Linked DNA regions of Homo sapiens: region 2 is linked to region 1. A link is a contact called in ENCODE Hi-C or POLR2A ChIA-PET data. All regions are on one chromosome and are shown on one strand. The core of a region is the stretch at or near the end of the contact, and the rest is flanking DNA. Distances in the headings are between cores, read along the strand shown. Region 1 holds the start of KANK3 (KN motif and ankyrin repeat domains 3). Region 2 has its middle 5.2 kb from the start of FBN3.

Region 1 (3,358 bases), core at 300-2,799:
ACTCCTGGGCTCAAGCAATCTTCCCAGTTCAGCCTCCCAGAGTGCTGGGATTACAAGCATGAGCTACTGCACCTGACCTTGACTTATTTTTTAAAATCCTAGCTAAATCCACTGAGGTTGGATTTCCTATGATCATTGTCCCTTCCCCTATTGTACAGATGGAGAAACTGAGACACAGAACAGTTTAGTGTCCTGCCTGGGTCCTGTCATAAACAGGCAGAGGCAGGTTTTAAACCCAGGCAGGTCTTCCAGAGTCCTTGCTTTGGCCACTACACTTGAATGCTTTCTTTTATTTTTATTTTTGAGACGGAGTCTCTGTCACCCAGGCTGGAGTGCAGTGGCAGGATCTCGGCTCACTGCAACCTCTGAGCCCAGGGTTCAAGCGACTCTCCTGCCTCAGCATCCTGAGTAGCTGGGATTACAGGCACTTGCCACCACAGCTGGCTAATTTTTGAATTTTTAGTAGAGACGGGTTTCATCATGTTGGTCAGTCTGGTCTCAAACTCCTGACCTCAAGAGATCAGCCCTACTTGACCTCCCAAAGTGCTGGGATAACAGGCATGAACCACCAAGGAGCCTCAGGGGGCTTGTCCCTCCCAGCCTACACCTGTGTCAGACTCTGATTGGGGGCGGAGGTGCCCACCACCTCTGCGGCTTCAGGGGCTGGGGCCTCACTAAGTGGGGCGTTTAGCTGCCTTCCCTCTCCTCCGCTCCCTGCCCTGACTGTCACAGCTAGATCCGGATTCTGTGCCTGAGACCCCCTCATTAGGCCGTCAGAGCCGACGCCACACGCCCCCTCTCCCGCCCCAGGGACTATTTTGGGACGCAGAGCTGTGATCACCAAACCGGAGTGGTGGGGGCCACGGCAGGCCAGTGAGGATCCCAGTCCTGGGGAGAGGGCGCCTTCCAGGAGGCCCTGAGTACTGGCAGCCCCTGATGTCTGCTGGGACTCTCAGACTCTTGAGGTGGGTGGGTGGGGGACCGGTGGCGGCAGGAAGGTGGGTGTTAAAGTCATCATCACCCGTCCACCCCCAGGTCGTCCTAGCCGCACAGAGACAGAGCAGTTTCCTACAGGAAGCGCCGCCGGGCGGTTCCATCCGCTACCCATTGTCTGCGGGTCCGGGGGCCGTGCGTCCCTCCCCAAAACACCATTTCCGTGACACGCTCCCACACCCAGCCCAGCGCGAGGGGCTGGCTGGGGTCCCCAGGCCGTCCCGGGAAAGGGTCCCAGGGCCGGTTGTGGCATTAGGGAGCGAACGAGCCCCGCAGTGAGCTCCCGAAGGGCGAGAGGGGGGCAAGCCCACGCCTCCAGAGCCCCCCACTCTGCTCGCTACCCACCTGGGACTTCCAATGTGGGAGGGGTCCCGGCCAGAGGACACGACGCCCGCCCCGTCGCAGCGGGCAGAGCCCTCAGTGGGGCTGGAAACGCAGCGCAGCGCCGGGTCCCGGTGCGTCCCCGAATCCACCCACCCAGGGGTCCCCCATCCGTGTCCCCGCAAGCTGGCAATTTACCTGAAGCCGCAGCCCCAGCCGCGCCCGCACCCGAGCCCGCCCCCTCGAAGTCCGGGGACTGATTATCAAGGCCTTCGCCCTAACTGACGGCCACGCCAGCCAACCAGCACCCGAGGCTCTCCAAGCCGCCCAGTGGGACGGTGGGGTGGGACAGGCAGGCGGGGCCTGGAATGTAGGGGTGGTGACTGAGGGCGGGCCCTGGAGTGACGGTCGCCGAGCGCTGGCTGGCGGCATTTCTGCACCAGCAGAGGTCAAGTCTCTGCCCAGCGCCGGGCCAAGGAGCTTGGATTTGATCCACAGGCACGAGGGAGCCATGGGAGAACTATGAGTAGAAGAGTAACCCGGTGGGATTTCTATAACTGGCACTTATTTCGCAGTGCCTGGGTGAAGTATCAGGTCCCGGATCTTCCCCACCGCAGGGCCTCTGCACATGCTGTTCCACCTACCTGAAATGCTTTCCCTTGCACCTGTACACGTAGGTACTTTTTGAGGCTCCCCTACTGTTTTTTGTTTTGTTTTGTTTTTGTTTTTTGAGACGGAGTCCCAGGCTGGAGTGCAGTGACACTCACTGCAACCTCCGCCTCCTGGGTTCAAGCAATTCTCCTGCCTCAGCCTCCCGAGTAGCTGGGATTACAGACACACACCACCACGTCCAGCTAATATTTGTATTTTTAGTAGAGATGGGGTTTCACCATGTTGGCCGGGCTGGTCTGGAACTCCTGACCTCAAGTGATCCGCCCGCCTCAGCCTCCCAAAGTGTTGGGATTACAGGCGTGAGCCACCGCGCCCGGCCTTCCCTACTTTCTGAGGTTCAGCTTTTGTGTTGCTGCCCCCTAAATTCCTGACATAGCCCCTCCCCAGTTAGTATTTTTCTCATCACTCTATTGTATTAACCTAATAGCTACTTTTACTATCTGGAAAAAAAAAAAAAAGCAGACTCTGTTATTGGCAGGCGCAGTGACTCACGCCTGTAAATCCAGTATTTAGGGAGGCATAGATGGGAGGATAGCTTGAGCCAGGAGTTGAGACCAGCCTGGGCAACATAGCAAGACCTAGTTCTCAAAACAAAAGAAAACAACAAAACAAAAAGACAAAAACGAAACACTCAGTTATTTATTTGGTTTATTTTTTAATTTAATTTAATTTTTTTTTAGACAGAGTCTCGCTCTGTCCCAGGCTGGAGTGCAGTGGTGCGATCTTGGCTCACTGCAACCTCTGCCTCCTGGGGTTCAAGCGATTCTCCTGCCTCAGCCTTCTAAGTAGCTGGGATTACAGGCGCACACCACCACGCCCAGCTAATTTTTGTATTTTTAGTAGAGACAGGGTTTCACCATGTTGCCCAGGCTGGTCTCGAACTCCTGACCTCAGGTGATCCGCCCACCTCAGCCTCCCAAAGTGCTGGGATTACAGGCGTGAGCCACCATGCCTGGCTGGTTATTTATTGGTTTACCTGCTTGCCATCTCACTAAAGTGTCGGCACCAAGGCCAGGTGGGGTGGCTCATGCCTGTAATCCTAGCACCTCCTGAGGCTGAGGTGGGAGGATCTTTTGAGCCCAGCAGCTCAAGACCAGCCTGGGCAACAGAGTGAGACTCTGTCTCTAAATTAAGTGTCAGCACCATGGGAACAGGAAACTGGTTTTGATAACTGCTTTATCCAGCGACCCTAGTACACAGTAGATGCTTAATAAATGTTTGCTGAAATAATGTTTTCTTTTTCTTTTTTGAGTCAGGGTCTCATTCTGTTGCCCAGGGTAGAGTGCTGTGGCACAATATCTCAGCTCACTACAAACTCCGCCTCCCAGGTTAAAGAGATCCTCCTGCCTCAGCCTCCCAAGTAGCTGGGATT
Region 2 (3,358 bases), core at 631-3,130, 190 kb before region 1:
ACCCAGGAGTTTGAGGCTGCAGTGAGCTATGATGTTGCCACTGGACTCCAGCCTGGATAACAGATCATGAACCTGTCTCTAAATATGTATGTATATCATCATCATCACCATGTTCCTATTCTACAGTCACTTGTCCCTATGACCCTGTCTCATTGTCACCTGTCCATGTGACACCCTGCTCTTTTCTGGTTGCTCCGCTACCTGGGACATGCATGTCTCCTGTCACCTTTACACCTTCACCTTTCTGCTGTGACACAGTCCCCGGCTCATGGTCATACCATTACCCAGAATGTCAGGGTTCTTAACATCACAATTCACTGGCATCAGCAACAACCGGGCTCAGCAGAAAGAGTGACCAAGCGTGGTGGTGCCGCAGCCAACCACATTCACACACATCACATGCAGATCGGGCCCCAGGAAGACACCATTCATTACCATCTGGCACCCTAAGCCCTGATGCTGCTCAGTGATCCGAGATGCTGGCACCAGTTCCCCCCACCCTCAGTAAAATGAGGTCCATGGGGGCTCCAATGGGGATCTGGTGTTTTAAAGTTTTTGTTTTTGTTTTTTTGACAGAATCTTGCTCTGTCGCCCAGGCTGGAGTGCAGTGGTGCAATCTCAGCTCACTGCAACCGCCTCCCAGGTTCAAGCCATTCTCCTGCCTCAGCCTCCCAAGTAGCTGGGACTACAGGCACACATCACCATCTAGTTTTTTTTTTTTCTTTTTCTTTTTCCTTTTTTTTTTTTTTTTTTTTTTTTTAGATGGAGTCTTGCTCTGTCTCCCAGGCTGGAGTGCAGTGGTGCCATCTCGGCTCACTGCAACCTCCACCTCCCAGTTTAAGTGATTCTCCTGTTTTAGCCTCCTGAGTAGCTGGGATTACAGGTGCCTGCCACCACGTCTGGCTAATTTTGTATTTTTAGTAGAGATGGGGTTTCACCACATTGGCCAGTCTGGTCTTGAACTCCAGACCTCAGGTGATCCACCTGCCTCGGTCCCAAACTGTGGGGATTACAAGTGTGAGCCACCGCGCCTGACCCCTAGTGGATGTTCTCTTTTTTTGGTTTTTGTCCTCCCCGGACCGCCCCCGCCCCGAGATGCAGTCTTGCTCTGTCACCCAGGCTGGAGTGCAGTGGTGGGATCTTGGCTCACTGCAACCTCCTCCTCCTGGGTTCAAGGAATTCTCCTGCCTCAGCCTCCTAAGTAGCTGGGATTACAGGCGTGTGCCACCACACCCGGCTATTTTTTTTTTTTTTTTTTTGTATTTTTAGTAGAGATGGGGTTTCACCATGTTGGTCAGGCTGGTCTCGAATTCCTGACCTCATGATATGTCCGCCTTGGCCTCCCAAAGTGCTGGGATTACAGGTGTGAGCCACTGCACCTGGCCCCTAGTGGGTTTTAAAATTACAGTGTCACCTGTTGCTGTCACCTGTTGCCTTCCCATCATTCCCAGTTCCTGTGACGTTGTCACCTGTTGCTGTCACATTGTCACACTATTAATGTCCCCCAGAACTGTCCCCCCCCGCTGCTGCCACTGTCATCCCGTTAAGGTCACTGTGAGTCACGCCAGCCCCACCCTCCGTTTGACTTTCTGAGCAGCCATGGAGCCCCCCCTCATAGGCGGGACTTGACTGTGTGCACCCAGAGCCAGCAGACCCCAGATGTTCATTAGCATGAGCTCGAGGAAGGCATGGAGACAGGAGTGGGCAGGGTGTGCCCAGGAGCACAGGGTCAAGGCTGGGGACAAGGAGATGGGAGGAGGGACGGGGAGATGCCTGCAGTCTATGGTGTGTGGAGTGCGCTGGGCCAGCCTAGGCCAGGGTGGCTTGGGGACAGAGCCCTCTTTGTATAAGCACAGGAAGCAGCTGGGAGTCAAAGCATTGCATACAACGCCAGGAGTTTGGCCACGTGCCCAGGAATGAGGCTTGGAGCGGGGAGGGAAGCCGCAGAGGACCCAGGAAAGCTCTGAGGAAGAGATCAAGCTGGATCCTCACAAGAGACCCTGAAGACAGGCTCTGATATCATCCCATTACACAGATGAGGAAACTGAGGCACAGAGCCACCACATCGCCCACTGGGACCCCACCACCAGGAAAGAATACAGGCAAATCTGAACCCAGGCCACAAAGCTGGAACCTTCCCCGTGGCCTTGGGCCCCCAGCCACACCCTCACCCCATTGCCTTGATGTTCTAGCTGGGGGACCTGTCTAGGGTCCATATACAATATATTATTTCTCTTTCTAATAAACACACATGTTTGCACCTTTATACATTGTTCTGTATTTGCCCTATTTCCTCTTTGTAAAAATAATTAAAAACAAACAAACAAACAAAAAAACAGGGTCTCCCTCTGTCACCCAGGCTAAAGTGCAGTGGGGAAGATAACAGCTCACTGCAGCCTCGAATTGGGCTTAAGCAATCCTCCCACCTCAGCCTCCAGAGTAGCTAGGACTACAGGCACATACTACCTGTCTAATTTAAAAAAATTTTTTTTTTTAGAGATAGAGTCTCACTATGTTGCCCAGGCTGGTCTCGAACTCTGGGATCAAGTGATCCTCCCAACTCATCCTCCCAAAGTGCTGAGATTACAGGCATGAGCCGTCACACCTGGCCTCTTTCTCTTTCTTTCTTTCTTTCTTTCTTTCTTTCTTTCTTTTTTTTTCTTTTTTTGTTCAGACAGAGTCTCGCTCTGTCGCCCAGGCTGGAGTGCAGTGGTACACTCTCAGCTCACTGCAACCTCCACCTCCCAAGTTTAAGCGATTCTCCTGCCTCAGCCTCCTGAGTAGCTGGGAGTACAGGCGCCCACCCCACACCCTAATTTTTGTAGTTTTAGTAGAGACGGGGTTTCACCATATTGGCCAGGCTGGTCTCGAACTCCTGACCATGTGATCTGCCCGCCTCCGCCTCCCAAAGTGCTGGGATTACAGGCGTGAGCCACGGTGCCTGGCCTCTTTCTCTTTCTAATAAACACAAATGTTAGCACCTTTGTATCTTGTTCTGTATTTGCTTTTTCTCATCTTTGTAAAAAAAATATATTTTTTTCTTGCAAACTAAATCAATCCCTCTCAATTACCATCTTCTTTTTACTGTTTTCTTTTACTGAGATCAATTTCACACAACATAGCACTTACTATGTTCAAGTGTACAATTCAGTAGCGTTCAGTACACGCAGTATGTGCAGCCACCCCCTCTATCTAGTTCCAAAACGTACTCATCACCCCAGAATGAAATCCTGTCCCCATTAGCAGTTGCTCCCCATTCCCCATACCCCAGTCCCTGGCAAACACTAATCCACTTTCTATTCTCTGTGGATTTGCCTGTTCCGGACATTGCACGTATTTATTTTATTTTATTTTATTT

The links. Hi-C counts contacts between places; a loop is a spot of excess contacts on that map. ChIA-PET counts read pairs that join two places held with the same protein, here RNA polymerase II (POLR2A). Pooled maps may share reads with other maps.
Region 2: a loop to region 1 is called in a pooled map, with 4 times the contacts of the local background. The contact joins the enhancer-like site here to the promoter of KANK3 in region 1. A Hi-C loop is called at or near these places in 1 of 168 maps with a recorded cell type or tissue (HCT116) and 4 of 50 pooled maps. POLR2A ChIA-PET finds 5 or more read pairs at or near these places in 4 of 52 experiments (AG04450, HEK293T, WTC11 and 1 more).

What each region holds. Positions count from the first base shown.
Region 1 is chr19:8,341,713-8,345,070 of GRCh38, forward strand. It overlaps KANK3 (KN motif and ankyrin repeat domains 3), which reads right to left and starts at 1,550. Exons shown (of 11, transcript NM_198471.3): 1 at 1,513-1,550. RefSeq lists an enhancer at 993-1,784.
Region 2 is chr19:8,153,156-8,156,513 of GRCh38, forward strand. No RefSeq gene overlaps it. Among named protein-coding and RNA genes, the nearest start is that of FBN3, 5.2 kb to the left of the region's middle. RefSeq lists silencers at 935-984, 1,105-1,154. Within about 2 kb of position 1,881, at least 9 of the 41 ENCODE cell types and tissues checked have a DNase peak (open chromatin) inside an H3K27ac peak, as active enhancers do; they include HCT116, where a contact is called at or near this core.